2 separate regions of the Homo sapiens genome follow, and region 2 is linked to region 1. Evidence: chromatin loops called from intact Hi-C (ENCODE). Cell type or tissue: dorsolateral prefrontal cortex. All regions are shown on one strand. Each heading gives the region's core, and the rest is flanking DNA. Links, peaks and the distances in the headings are about the cores only.

Region 1 (7,694 bases), core at 1,707-6,706:
AGTGGTGTTAGCGGCCCGGTACAGGGAGCTCCGGGGAGCGTGGGTCGGCAAGCAGCCGGCCGCCCTCTCCTAGCCAAGCGGGGCACTGAAAATATATATGGCTGGGGCGCTTCAGAACCACCACCACCTCCAACATCATCATTTCTGTCACCTCCACTCCCCGCAGGGCATCGTGCCCCGGAGAGCCCCGGGGTGTTAGCCGCCAAAGTGCGCTTGGGGCTCAGCTCCTACCCCTCTGGAGCAGAACCCCCAGCAACCCACAGACTCAGCCCTGCGCCTTCCATTACCCCTTACATCTACTCTGCCGCTACCATCCCTCTCTAGCTCATGGCGCGGCGGGGGACTTGGCCCAACAGCAATTCGGCCCAATGGCGGCGGAGGTGTTTGGCCTTGCTCTGTCCACCGGGTTCACTGCTGGCGCTGTCTGGCTCTGAGTTCCACGGCTGACTGCAGAGGCCGTAGTGCGGCAGGGCTGGGCCTGCCCCCCGGGGCCCAGGGAAGAGCGCGCAGCCCACGCCACCCGTTCTCATGCGCGCTATTTGTTTCGACAACAGGTAGCAGCTCTGGACACCATGGCCCCCAGCTCACCGCCGCCTCCAGCCCCTCGGTGTTCCCGGGCCTCCACGAGGAGCCTCCCCAGGCCTCCCCCAGCCGTCCTTTGAATGGACTCCTGCGTCTGGGGCTCCCTGGAGACATGTACGCGCGGCCGGAGCCCTTCCCGCCAGGGCCTGCGGCCCGCAGCGACGCCCTGGCAGCTGCCGCAGCCCTGCATGGCTACGGGGGCATGAACCTGACGGTGAACCTCGCTGCGCCCCACGGTCCTGGCGCTTTCTTCCGCTACATGCGCCAGCCCATCAAACAGGAGCTCATCTGCAAGTGGCTGGCGGCCGACGGCACCGCGACCCCGAGCCTCTGCTCCAAAACTTTCAGCACCATGCACGAGCTGGTCACGCACGTCACCGTGGAGCACGTCGGCGGCCCGGAACAGGCCAACCACATTTGCTTCTGGGAGGAGTGTCCGCGCCAGGGAAAGCCCTTCAAAGCCAAATACAAACTTGTAAATCACATCCGCGTGCACACGGGCGAGAAGCCCTTCCCTTGTCCTTTCCCGGGGTGTGGGAAGGTCTTTGCTAGATCAGAAAATCTCAAAATACACAAACGAACTCACACAGGTCAGTATTCGGCGCTGTCTGTCGCGTGCGGACCCTCTGGGGAAGCAGGCCCTCGGGTCTGGATTTCCTCAAGTCCCAACTGAGGGGAGGGGGAAATATTTTGGGGTTGTTTCCATGAGCCAAGGCCATAAAATATTAATTATGCGCTTCTATTCTTAGAATCACAGAAGTTTCCGGAGGCTGTGTGTAGGGAGGATAGTGCGGGATTTCTGTTCTGGGGGGGACAAGGGTGAACGTGCCTAAGACCCTGTGTGTGCAAACATGTGCTCTCTGCTTAAGAGTTTGATTTTAAGATATTTTAAAACAGCATTGTTCCCCAAAGTCGTAAAGACATAAGAACAGCTGTCTAACTTTTTTCCTTGTCCCTTTGGAATTGCGCAGCAGAACTCTTCCACCTGTAGTCCTGATAACCTGGCCCACCTGGACTGAGAGGTTACCAGGCCCTGGAGCCTTCTTTAGGAGTTGGGGGTCGAATGGGCTAACTTTGTACGTATTTTTGAGCCTTGGTGGCCGGACACTAGGGATGTTTGGTGGACCCTCACTTTCGCTTTAGCACAGACCTATCCACCTTAAATATCATTTACCAAGCTGCTAAGGGAAATGGGGACATGTGTCAACTACATCTGCTACTTCTAGTTAACAGAAAAAAAGGAGTATCGTTCAAGAGCCTGCAAAATTGAACTCCTCTGGCCAGAGCATCTCTAATTAATACAACTGCAAGGAGAAAGTTTTCACACTTCCAGAACAGCCTGTGAAGTTACATTAATTAGTTTAGCAGCCATTGTTTGTACTCTCCTTAGTTAGGGTTTTCTCGCTCCTCCTCCCTGGAAGTTTAAGAAATCAACATCTTCTCCCCTCCCCCATTTTGGGGGCGGGAGAAGGGGACTGGTGGGGACAGGAGAAAATAAAATGAATTCCAGCTTGGTGCCCCACTTCTCCTACTGCCCGGTGCCTTGCCTTACTCGCCCCTATTCTTGCTGGAACATCGACAATTGTTGGAGTCAAAGAACTTCCTAAGGCTAGTTGTTCTAACGCCTATCTTCTCCCCAAACTCTCCCTTCCCGGGGAAGGTCCATGGCCCGGACACTGGCACATGCGGAGACCAGACCAAAGTCCACTTGGAGCCTGGCACTTTATTTCTAAAGCTTGTCTGGAAGTGTACGGTTTCCCTGAGTTCTTTTCAGGGTTTCCCACAATGTCGCATGGATCTCACCCCCTCACCAGAGGTTTTAGCTTCGGGAAGGGGCGGTAGGTCACACTGGAATCCTGGCCCCAGGCCTGCTACTCCGGGAGCTGGCGGCGGACACCCGGAAGGTAGACTCGCAGTCCTGAGCTGGAGAAGGAACTCATCTTTAATGACAGGGTTTTTTTTTTTTTTTTTTTAAACAAACAAACTTTTACAGCTCTTTGCCGGCCCACTGTTTGAATTCTGTGAAGCAGAAAATGGTTAAATTCTTAGCACAGTCGACCTACAGCAGAGAAGCAAGTTCAGTGCGCCACGGCTGGCTCAGGTTTTCGTGTTTTCAGGACAGAATTTTGTGCGTTCTTTCGGTTCGCGGTCCTGATTCATTAGCGGTGGGGGGTGGGGGAAACAACAAACAAAAACAAACAAACAAACAAACACGACCAACAACGAACTACAGAGTCTGGCCTGCTCGGGCATTTCCCTCAAATCCCCCTCCTAGTCATAAAAAGAAGAGAGAGAGAGTGAGAGAGAGAGAGAGAGAGAGAGAGGGAAAAAAAATATTTCTCAAATGGCAATAGACCTCACTACAAATTATTCATGAAGACAGTTCTCGATTCAACAGGAAAATAATTGCCTTTTCAAATATTAATGGCGTTTCATTTCCTCGAGTAGCAGAAGCGGCAAACAGGAGCAAATTTCTCAGGAGCTGAGATTCTCCCTGACCTGAATCCGGGGCCTGGCTTTGAAGGCGACTGTCCGCACCGAAAGGATTCACTTTGTGGCGGTCACAGCGATCCCGGAACAATGGTGCCTCGGGGAGGGAGGCGCGGGCCAGCAACCGCGCTCGGCCTGGCCACCGCCACCCAGCTCCTCTCCAGGGACCCCTCGGCCGGGGCCGGGAGCTCACCACACCTTCCCCGGCGTCTGAGGGCGAGTCAGTGCTGGGGATCCGAGGTAGAGGAAAAGAGACCGCGCCGGGGCGCAGTCGCCGGGACAACCAGATCCAGCCACAAGTGCGAGAAAATGGCGCTGGCCCAGCTAGCCCGAGCTTCCGAACTTTGTTCGGCGGACCCGGCTCAGGGTCGGAGAGGAGGCCTTTCAGGACTGCTGGGCCTCTGGGATGAGAATCTGGGTCTTTCACAGCGCAGCCCCGGGCCTAGGACGCTCCGAGCGGGCTGCAGGGGCCTAGCCCAACGCCGCCTCTTCACATTCACCCACCCACCCAGGGCGCAGTGCAGGGAGCTGGAGGGAGGGGGAAGGACTGGAGGCCGGGTGTTGGCGGGGGGCGGGGGTGATGTCAAGCGCAGAGACCAGGGCGCCTCCTGCAGCTCCGGAGCAAGCTGGGGCGCGGCCTCACCTGGCCTCCTAGGGGCCTGCGAACTTCCCGGCTGCCGGTATCACTCAGTGCACTGCTGTTTTCTCCTCTGCTCCTCGTCTGGAGCGAAATAATTGTTTTTGTTTTACGTGAATGTCCAGTGAGGCGCTCACGAGATCGGATAAGCGTTTGGCGGGATTTTTGTTGGGGGTGGGGGTTGTTGGGGAGGGGCACCAAATTCTAATTCCATTTCACCTCTGTTTTCTCAAAATAACCTTGGTTCTTTTGCAGGCCCTGAATTGTATGTTTTTTGTAATTTTTTTTTTTTTTTTGAAAGAGAAGAAGGAAGAAAGTTTTGGGTTTGCAAATGCTGGCAGGAATCAGAGGAGATAAAAATGGGGGCAAATAGGAACACTGATTTATTCCGCATCTTTCTATCACTGTTTTATAAAATGGTGCCAGTGTCCCGCGAAATGGCAGGTGCCAACACCTTCCAGACTGTTCAGTGTACTAGCTGTGCTCCTGTAGGGTGGGAATCCAGCGACCAGGTGGTGCCGGAGACCCGGGCTCAGGAGCCGCTGATTGCGCAGAAGCGCAGGTTGTGCGCAAACCTCTCTGTCCGAGCCTCAACAGGGCTCGGGAATTGGGGCTTTGTTTGTTCTAACCAGCCCCAAAGCGCCTGTTTTTCCTGGATGCGGCGGGAGAAGCAACTACAAAGGCAACAGTTCTCCAGCTGCGCGTCTTCCTCCTCAGCTAGACGCTAGGTAGCCGGTCCCTTAACTCAGAGCGCTGGGAGGCAGCCATTTGTTTAAAGCGCCCAGAAACCTTCTTCCCCCATTTCCGCAGCACTTGCAGCTCCGGCAGGAATCTAGGCTTCCGGGTTCTCGGGGTCCTTTCCTCTCCTACACGTCAGCGAATTCAGCTGGCCGTGAGCTCCCCGATTGGGGCTCGGTCCGGCCAATATTGTCACTCTAACGTGCACTCGCGCCTTCCCTCGGCTCTACAGGGCATCGCAGCCACCGATCCCAGCCCCTCCCCGGCCTATGCCAGCCGCCTGGTGGCCCTCCGGGCTGCGGAGCCAGGCCTGGCCTGACAGCAGCAGCTGTTTTCTTCCCGAAGCCGCAGCGCTCAAGGGCGTGGTTGCGGTAGACACCTCGGATCCCATTTGGCCTGTGCGGACCCTACCGCGCCAACCCCTCGTCTTAGGACCGAGAGGCCCGACAGCCAGGTGGGGGTGGTCTGGGCAGACCGGTCGACATCGCAAGTCAGTGCGGACTGGGAGGGCCAGCTGCCCACAGCACGGTCTCCAGGAAGCCTCTGGAGCAGCGTAATGAAATATTATTACTGGCGAGCGTATCTGGAGGGATCCCGGAAGGTTTAGGCAAGATTTGAAGAATGCTGCTAAATGTTTGCCCTCAGGGGGTAGAAGGAAAGAGGGAGGGGGCTCCATTCCTGTAAAAATCTCTTCTGAAGTGAATCATTGCTCAGAATACCTCTCCCTGCAGCACGAATCCACTTTATGCACACACAATGTGCATCGGCTGCGCATCCTTAAATTATTTCATCGCTTTGGCGTTTGCGCAAAACCTACTTTAGGAAACAATTTGGGCCAGGATGGGGGTGGGTGGGGGGGATGAACGGCTGGGCGGGGTAGCGGCAGAGAAGTTAGTCTGAAACAGCAACTTTAAATCGAGCAGATGTGAGCTTCCCCGTTAACTATATTGTGAGCTCCTCCGTTAATGTATTTCCGAGCAGAGGTGCTTCTGGTTCCAAGTGGAGAAAATTTGGAGGAAACAACCCGAGTGGATCAGGATTTTCGAGGATGGAAACTCGACTAAGATGGAGTCACTGTCGCTCCTCCTCCATACCCTCCCCATGAGCCCAGAGGAGGAAGGCGGGAGGGATGGAGGCGTTCAAGAGAGGGCACCGGGGGCGCTCTCTGCACGAGGGAAAGGGGTGCTCGACCTGAGGCGCCGTGGAAAGGGATTTCTGAAAATATTTTGTAGTTCTTTTCCAGAAAATGAGAGACGAATGGGGGAGGGTGGCAAGCACCTGACGGGAACACGACCCACAAGCACTAATGTCTCTGCGTTGCCTCCGCCAGGCGAGAAGCCCTTCAGATGCGAGTTCGAGGGCTGCGAGCGGCGCTTCGCCAACAGCAGCGACCGTAAGAAGCATTCGCACGTGCACACTAGCGACAAGCCATACACGTGCAAGGTGCGGGGCTGCGACAAGTGCTACACGCACCCCAGCTCGCTGCGTAAGCACATGAAGGTGCACGGGCGCTCGCCGCCGCCCAGCTCTGGCTACGATTCGGCTACACCGTCTGCCCTCGTGTCGCCCTCGTCGGACTGCGGCCACAAGTCCCAGGTGGCCTCCTCGGCGGCGGTGGCGGCGCGTACCGCCGACTTGAGCGAATGGTACGTGTGTCAGGGCTTGGGCCCCATAGCGGCTGCCCCCGCCGCGATCCTCAGCCCCGAGCTACCACCTGGCCCTGCTGCTGCCGCCGCCGCCTCCGGTATTAGGGCTGCCTCTGTGATTGCTGCTTCCGCACACACCGAATGCAGAGTAGGCCACGTTTCTGAGGCATGAAGAGGGCGAGGGCGGAAGGAAGGAAGGCCGGCCGGCCACCTGTAATAGTTGCTGGAGCTCACTGAATACGCTAATATAATGTCCATTATTTTAGAAGATAAATATGGTCCCCCTATTTATTCTGTAGTCACAATCAGCACCATCACCCCCACACGCGCCTTCATGACTGGGTATCATAAAACCAGGGTTAGGGGCGAAAAGAGACAGGGAGATGGAAAAAAAAGTTGGAGAATTTATGTGCAATCCTGTCAACTGCAGATGACAAAAGTAAAGCCACAGATTTCCCGCATGCTTCGCAGAATGGGAAATATTTTTCTCGAGGACTGGGCCGCTCCCACCCCCACTCTAACCCTCCCCTCCCCCACATTAATTCCAACCTCAGAAGTTCAGATCAAGGGAAGGGGGCAAAGGGAATTCCAGAGCCGTTTTCTTGACTCCAGTTTCTTTCCTCTTTGCCTTCCTATGGTTTCCCCTTCCCTAGGTATCCTTTGAAACAAAAAACACACAAGTCCTAATTTTTCCAACCTCCTCTATAAAGGAGGTAAGGGAGATTCATCGTCTTTTCAGCAGGGGGTGGGTGGGTGGTGGTTAGACGCTTCCACCCCTATGGAGTGGCCTGGGCACACAGATAAACATCTGCCTGTCGTCCACAGACTCAATATACATTGTATACTTGGAGTAGGGAGTGAATTCAAAACAACAAGAAATACAGACAAAGGAACACCAGAGAGGCTTCAGGATTCAATGCTGTGAGGCCTCCCCGGGCCTTTTTCCCACCCCAACCCCTGTAGAGGCGTTGCCTGTGTAGTCTTGTAGGTGCTTGGGCTCCGGGTGTAGAGCGAGCTGATGACGTCACTGAGTCGAAGCCTCTAAAGTGGAGAGACCTGACCTAGGCGGCCGTGTCTGGGTGAATTGCGTCAATTCGGTGATGGTCTTTGTTAGTAATTGCACAATGTTCGTCTTATTTTTAAAAAGGTGTAGGAGGAACTAGAGAAATGATCCACAATAATAAATATTGTAAAGGCAAACACCCAGTGGGTCTAGATTGAATGTGTATTTGATATGCTGCGTATGAAGTCCCCAGAAAAAAAGAACCAGATGTTGAAGGAGGGGGCGAGAAAGGCCTTTGCAATTGCGGCCAAAGGGAAAAAAATCAGGTCCTTTTTCCCCCCTCCCCCCATCTGCAGGGAGAATGCGGCTGCCCCAAAATCCTAGCTAAGACTTGAAGAAGTAAAGGAAAATAAAATAATAAAGCTTTGGCAGACTCATCTCAGTTCCCTAAGAATTTGAAAATCAGTGTGTGTGTATTGGGGAGGGAGGTAGGTTTTCTCTCTGGGGAGGGCCCCACAAAAGACCTCAATTTTAAAATCTGAGCCCAGCAAACAATTCCTGGCCCTGCCACTGATGAATTTTCTTCTGCTCTATCCTC
Region 2 (7,694 bases), core at 1,296-6,295, 120 kb before region 1:
TTTTCAATTCCATACCTCCTCCCAGTTTCTCAATGTGTTTGATGCAGATATCTGCCTTATGCAACTTCCTCTTGGTGATCACCTCGCTTTGAAACAACTATATGCAGCCTACATGAGTGGTCCCGCTGATTCTCACACCCCGCATGGACTACGCAGAAATGCCATAGAGACTGCTTTTCAGTCACGGCAGAACCTCCTGAAACTTGTACCTCCTTGTTTCAAACCTATCAATTAAAACTCCCTGTGGAAAACCTGTTTGGATAATGCCCCGGACCCAATAAAGGTGTAGGCCCACAGGTTTCTCTGTCTCTCCACACACTCCCTAATCTCTCTCTCTCTCTTTCTCTCTCTCTCTCTCTCTCGTGTGTGTGTGTGTGTGTGTGTGTGTGTGTGTGTGTGTGTGTGTGTCTTCCAAGTGTGCTGTGTGCCGCCCAGGACCTGTAAGTAACGAAATCTAAATTTCCATCTTGTGTCTCTCCTAATCATTGAAGGTGCACTATCCATTGTAAAGATTCAAAATTAAAACACTAGTGAGGTCGCATAAGAGTACAGCAAGGAAACAAGTGTCCTGTGCATTGTAGAATGTTTAGTAGCAACCCTGGCCTCTTCCCCCGATGCCAGTAACACCACCCTCAATGCCCCCACTCCATCCAGTATTGTGTAAACCAAAAATGTTTCCAAACATTGCCAAATGTCCATCAAGAGGAAAAATCACTGATGCAATGTTTCATCAAGGATATAGAGCCAGGCGCGGTGGCTCACACCTGTAATCCCAGCACTTTGGGAGGCGAGATGGGCGGATCACCTGAGGCCGGGAGTTTGAGACCAGTCTGACCAACATGGAGAAATCCCGTCTCTACTAAAAATACAAAATTAGCCGGGCGTGGTGGCACATGCCTATAATCCCAGCTACTCGGGAGGCTGAGGCAGGAGAATCGCTTGAACCCGGGAGGCGGAGGCTGCAGTGAGACGAGATCTTGCCATTGCACTCCAGCCTGGGCAACAACAGCGAAACTCTGTCTCAAAAAAACAAAACAAAACAAAACAAAAGGATATAGAATCAACAGATATTTGTTGTCTGCCCATCATGTACAAAGTTATGAGTTATGAGCTATCGAATTGTTAAAATATAGTGCTTGGTTTTAAGAAAGGTATAATGTACTTAGAGATGCCAATTATACTTGTATGGATTATCTAAGGAGTAGAAGACCATAAATACAAATATAAAACTACACATATGTCACATATATGTATGTATGTATGTATATATATACATATATGAATGATTACTCAGTGAATTTCTAAGGTAATCCCAGTTCTCCAAGTCCAAAGATGAGAGGATTTGTAGGGGAAGAATTAGTAAATGGTATTATTTATGGAATAGTACAATATTAGCTGCATCTTCAAGGTTGGTTTAGAGAGAAAAGACTGAGTATGAAACATTTGGCCCACCTCTGCAGAGGCTTAGGTAATAAAATTCTGGAAAGTAAAATTTTAAAAAACAAGAAAACAAATGGGGAAGGAATTTTTCTCTTTCCATTTTTAAAAAGAATTTATTCGTAATTATATTTGAAAACCAAGAATATTTTTCTACTGATATTCATTCATCCCTCATATTTTAATCATACAATTTTAAGGAGTCTGATATCCAATTTTGTATTCTACAAATTTTAAGCTGTAAAGCTTTCTGTTTAGCAAAAAGCTGAAAATCAACCTAACAAATCAGTGTTTTGAATAGTTATCAAAATAAAACATAGTATAAAGTCTCTGGTAGTTTGTTTTTTTATCCTTACATAGATAGAATTCATAATACACATTACACATCCCAATTATTAATCTAGTTTGGGTTTTTTAAAATTTCTTTAACTTTCTGAACATTGTTGTTCTTATAATAATTAACAATAAACATCCTAAACAAAATTATACTACAAAAGAAAGATTCTTCATTATTCGGTCTTAATTGCTACTACTTATTGAGCCTTTATAGACTACGCACTATACTAAAGACTTTTCATCGGCCGGGCGCGGTGGCTTACGCCTGTAATCCCAGCACTTTGGAAGGCGGAGGCGGACGGATCAAGAGGTCAAGAAATCGAGACCAGCCTGGCAAACATGGTGAAACCCCGTCTCTACTAAAAATACAAAAATTAGCAGGGTGCAGTGGCAGGCGCCTGTACTCCCAGCTACTCGGGAGGCTGAGGCAGGAGAATTACTTCAACCAGGGAGGTGAAGGTTGTAGTGAACTGAGATCTCACCACTGCACTCCAACCTGGTGACAGAGCGAGACTCCGTCTCAAAATAAATAAATTAATTAAATTAATAGATAAATAGAGGTACTTTTTATCTTCTCCACCCTCAACTCATTCTGATAGACAACAAGTGCGAAAACATGAAATATTTGAATAAGGTAATCATAATGTGGAATTTTCACATGAAGAAAAATTACTTTAAAACATAATAACAATTCAATATCTGAGCTTCCTTGCTGACAGATAAATTTAGAAATAAGTGTTTAAGAAAAAAACGAAAGTTTAGAAAAAAATTATCTAATAAATGGTGTCATTATAATAAATTTTAATAGATTTATACTTTTTATTTTGCCTCTATCCTTTCTTACTTTATTTCATTTTCACTGTACCTCAAAATATACTACAAAGAATTTTTTTATTTGCAGATATACTAAAGCTGGCTTTGTTTTATCTGTAATTATTTAGTAACTCAAAATTAAAGTTTTTTAAAAAAGAAAAGAACTAAGACCAGTAACTTAAAATCTTTGTCTGTTTTAAATAACACACCAATGTGCATAAACCTAAACAATAGCTTTTTTGAGTTTAAATCTTTAAAACTTGGATCAACCTTTATCAAGTGATGCAATGTCCATTACAGCCTATAAATACTGTCAACCTTCTTATTACCTGCTCAACCTCTCAATTTTAATATGGCCAGAATTGCAAAAGGGGGGCAAATTATGTCTTCTCTTGCTAAATGCAAAACATATACTAAAAAAGTTGGCACTACACAATAATTTTCACCAATTTACATAATACATTCAGGGAGAGATTGAAATATGTTGAAAAGCGTTATCTAAATCTTCTAAAATTAGATTTACAGATATATGTTTATTTCGTATTTGAGTATATGCCTCCCTGTAAGCAGGGTGATAGTAAAATAACCTCAGAAGGACTAGTTCATATGTAACTTCATTCATTACATGTGAAATATTTGTTATATGGGAGGCGTGATAAAGAATACAAAGAAAAAATTAATATTTTGTAATATGCTGCATAATGACAAAGTGTATTGCACATGTTAGCATATGTCTTTCAGTAAATAATTTATCACCATTACCAATGGAATGTTTAACTTGAGAATAAGTAACTATGAGTAACTATGTCTGTAATTGTATAATTACTACTCAGTGCTAATTATTTATTAATAAAATTTAAAAATAATTTTGTGTTGCCTAGCTGGTTTTCAATGCACAAAATAAGTACCCACACTAGGATTAAGAACACTTTGGGTATTTAATATTAAACACACTGACCCTCAATTATTATTTTCCTTTTAGAACCAGAAAGTACCAATGATTGGGCTAGACATGTATAAAATGTTTCATGTAAAATGCTGTCTTACTGTTGCATCTTTACTCAACATCAACTTCCAGATGGGAACTATTTTTCATGGTTCATAAAGCCAAATCCAGCTGCTACATTTGGACCTACATAAGGAATCCACATTTTATTGCCTTCACAATGCTTATAAAACAATTGCTGTTGTTTTCGTTAGCCGTGGTGCAACTCACTCTTCTCCATGCAAATGAGATATCCAAAAAGAACTTCTAATGTCTTTATAGTTGATTACTTAGCAGTCCTATGCGTAATACGATCCTGATTTTACAACACTTTTTAGATATTTAAACTAGCTTAAACAAAAACAGTCTTCAAGGGTAACTATAGATTGAGTGAATTACCAAAAGTGTTCTTACAATTTCCTATTAAAACCCACAATGGTTATTAAATACTTCTGTAATCTTAGCTTTATTAAGAGACAGGAAGTGCACAGTTTCCTTTCGCTCCTCGTTCAGCTAATCTGGCTCTTTGATGGTCATGCGCTTGGAATAACCATGGGGTTTCCACCACAGCATAGTCTTCCCACAGCTAAATGGAATTAACCCTGTCAAGCCTCAAGAAAGAAAAGAAAAGAAAAGAAAAGAAAAAGCATCGCATTGTTAGAATAGAAATATATTTGGAACTTTGAGTGAATAGCAGTTATATTAAAATACAGCAATTTGTGCTTAGGACATTTTCGGTAGGGCCACCGATAAAAAGGAAACATCAATTTCAGAAAATGGGAATAACTCGGCTTGCAAAATTACCCATCGTTATTCTTTTTTGCTATCTATAGATGTCAAACGTTTGGTGTCTTCTCAATTATGTTTATTAACTTACTTTTTAGATTCTGAATTAACATCTGCTACTCTATTTTTGCCAAAAGGTCTAAATTCCTAGAAAAAAAATATATAGATAGATAGATGGAAAAGTTAGTACCTAGTGAGTTAATGTAAGAGTATGACAAGGAGGCAAGTTTACTATGAATTGGGAAGCACAGACTATAGTAAACCACCGGTTAATCCCTGTCCTGCTGAGCGGTTGCCCTAGAGGTCTGATAGAGCGCCAAAGCCTCTTACGCATACTGAGACAAAGCTTATTTCAAGCAGAATTCAGCTCCTAAAGCCACCATACTGCTCCCTGACAACCTCCAGTTGCACTGACTCCATATTTGTGTTTCCCGCTGTTTTTATTTATTTGTTCCCAAAGCCACAATAGCTACAAAAACAAATACTTGTTATGCAGTCCTTTGTATCAATACAGGTAAAGTGCTCTGCTCCCTTTTTCACTTGTACATAGTTTGTGCAAATAGGTTTTTAATATATTCCAAGATTAATTTGGTAATTATAAGCCAGTTTAGAAACACACTTTAAACAACAGGTCATATAGTCACCATTTCTATTCCAGAATAATTCTCAGTTTTTGACCCTTGAGCAAAGATGAGCAAATGTGTATTCAAAAAGAAATTCATTTGAATCGTCTACTTCTTTTGCTTTGTCAGGTCCCAATTGATATTCTGTTTGGATTTTTACGGCAATCTTTTTGACCTTTGGCAAGGGATTGTGCTTATTTATCTGATTTAAATTTTTGAATCAAGCTTTTAGGATATTTTTTAAAAATTGGACAAAATGGAATAGAATAGGTGATTTCAGGAAGGTATTTTTATTTTAAGTCAATTATGTTTGTTCTTCATAAAAATAGGATTATGCCTATTGTGGCTATATAAATACATAGCCTGTAGAAGTGTTTGTAGTTTCCCTGGTACAAGAATGTCACCTAAATCCTCTAATGTAATCTGACAGAAGTAGCAGAGTACCTTTTTATAAAACGAAAACAAATAAAGAAGATTAACTTAAATGTAATCATATGTAAAATTTTAAAATGGACTTTAAGCTTTTTATTATTCAATACTATTATAAGCACTAAGAACACTGGGTGGTGAATGTATTTCATATTAAACTCTGTACACAAAAAAAAACTTTGGAAAACAAAAAGAAAATAATATTCTGGCTATTAAACTAAGATATAGATTTCTTTAGGGCTCACACTTCTACCTATTCTGTAATTAGAGTATTTTAAATTAGAAAACATGTATTTGGACATTTCTTGTAGAGAAGATATTATGTCAGAATGTTAAATTATTCCAAGTACATCATGGATTATGCTTTGACAATCTAATTGGTTATCAGAATAAACAAGCTTTATCTTTTTATTTATTTATTTATTTTCCCCTTTAAGGAGTTACTCAAATCTAGTAGAAGTTGATACAAATTTTAAATTTTTACCATGTTCCTTTCTAGAAGTGAATATTCAGTCCTGGAGACTAAAAATGGAAAAAAAATTAAAATAACAATCTTGTAATTCACATTTTTACTCTTGATTGCACCAGTAAACAAGCAGCTTATTTTCAGACAATGTTTTCTAACCTATCAGAAACTGCCTCATTCCTAGTTTTGTAACAGTCTCAAATATTTTTTAAATAAAAAGAAACTATTGAGAGAGAGAGAGAGAAAGAGACAGAGAGAGAGAGATAAGTGTAAAATGTATAGCCCAACAGAATGTCAAAATATAAATAGATGGGGGATTGTATGCCATCCCCTTCAATTTAGCTTATAGTTTTAAACAACGTATTTGGCAACTACTTGTTTTATTTAAAAAAATAGTGTTTGTTGATACCTGAAAGATTATACCAACCAGGAGAAATTCTAAATCACGGTTTTAATAATTTTCTTCTTAAACATTTTAAGGCAAAAGTGAAAGTTTTGCTAATATCCTTTTAAATAGAAATGACAATCAGTCAGGGCACAAGGATAAAAAAGTAAGTCAGCTAGGTCAGCTAATAGGAGATTAGAAAGTGATCCCATACTTCTAGACTGAGACTCAGAAAAATGATTTTAAAAACCCACTACACAATTGTTATTCTTCCTGAAATTATTTGTAGTTTTATTGTATAATCACATGAACATACATAATACAATGCCCTTGAATTTTCTATACTCATCTTTGAGTGCCAAAGGGAGAAAATATTATAGGAAAGGATTAGATCAATAATTCTCAATGCAGGGTGGTTTTGCCCCCATACTGGTGAGGGTACAGGCTAGGGATGTGGCTAAACACTACAGTGCACAGGACAGTCCTTCACAACAAAGAATTATCTGGTCCAAAATGACAGTAGCATCAATGTTGAAAAACAAAAACAACAAAGAACAAAAACATAATTCTCAACTGAGATTTTCTTTTTCTATTGTTTCCCTACTTCCTGGGACACGATGAATAGAACACATGATAATAATTATCACTTACTACAGACTCAATTTTATTGATGTCTCTAAAATTCTGTCTCTAAAATTGTATTTCAAAGTTCCAAGATAGTTCTTGTGGAAATTGACTCATTTAGAGTGTCTTCTCTTTGTCTTCATGCTTTAAATCTCAGATGCCCATAAAAAAAGATGATTTTATGTCCTTTGCAGGGACATGGGTAAAGTTGGAAACCATCATTCTCGGCAAACTAACACAAGAACAGAAAACCAAACACTGCATGTTCTCACTCATAAGTGGAAGTTGAACAATGAGAACACATGGACACAGGGAGGGGAACATCACACACCAGGGCCTGTCCAGGGGTGGGAGACAGGGGGAGGGATAGCATTAGGAGAAATACCTAATATAGATGACAGGTTAATGAGTGCAGCAAATCACCATGGCACGTGTATACCTATGTAACAAACCTGCATGTTCTGCACATGTACCCCAGAGCTTAAAGTATAATAAAGTTTTTTTAAAAATCCCAGATGCCACTTTGGTCTAGTTCTCCATTATCAAGATCAGATATTCTCAGAGGAAAACACAACATTTTTCTGGACCTAACATATGGGATAACCACACTTTTAAAATGCTAGAAGGAAGAAAGAGAAAAGCCAGGAGCCACAATCTCTTATCATTAGAAATTGCATTGTAAGGTAGCTATACAAGAATGCCCCCAATAGAATTGATCAAACAAGGTGAATATGTGGTGGAAAATTCTAAACTCATATGCCATCTTAGAATTTGTATGAATTTTGTTTTCCCTAATTTAAAAAATGAAGA

What was found. Hi-C counts contacts between places; a loop is a spot of excess contacts. Peaks named below come from ENCODE experiments on the same cell type or tissue, not always from the same donor. Only the 100,000 strongest peaks of a DNase experiment are listed, where the experiment ranks them.
Region 2: a loop joins it to region 1, with 2.3 times the contacts of the local background. A loop is called at or near these places in 1 of 110 quality-filtered maps.

What each region holds. Positions count from the first base shown.
Region 1 is chr3:147,389,330-147,397,023 of GRCh38, reverse strand. ZIC4 (Zic family zinc finger 4) reads left to right here. Exons shown (of 5, transcript NM_032153.6): 3 at 555-1,172; 4 at 5,778-6,093. Among named protein-coding and RNA genes, the nearest start is that of ZIC4-AS1, 6.3 kb to the right of the region's middle. RefSeq lists enhancers at 558-1,295, 3,145-3,646, 5,516-6,030, 6,031-6,547. In dorsolateral prefrontal cortex, for the core only: CTCF peaks have their summits at 3,686 and 4,682; DNase peaks (open chromatin) are centred at 3,623 and 4,643; H3K4me3 peaks cover 4,876 bases; H3K27ac peaks cover 5,000 bases; H3K27me3 peaks cover 5,000 bases.
Region 2 is chr3:147,510,962-147,518,655 of GRCh38, reverse strand. No RefSeq gene overlaps it. Among named protein-coding and RNA genes, the nearest start is that of ZIC1, 110 kb to the right of the region's middle. In dorsolateral prefrontal cortex, for the core only: no CTCF peak of the experiment used is centred there; no DNase peak of the experiment used is centred there.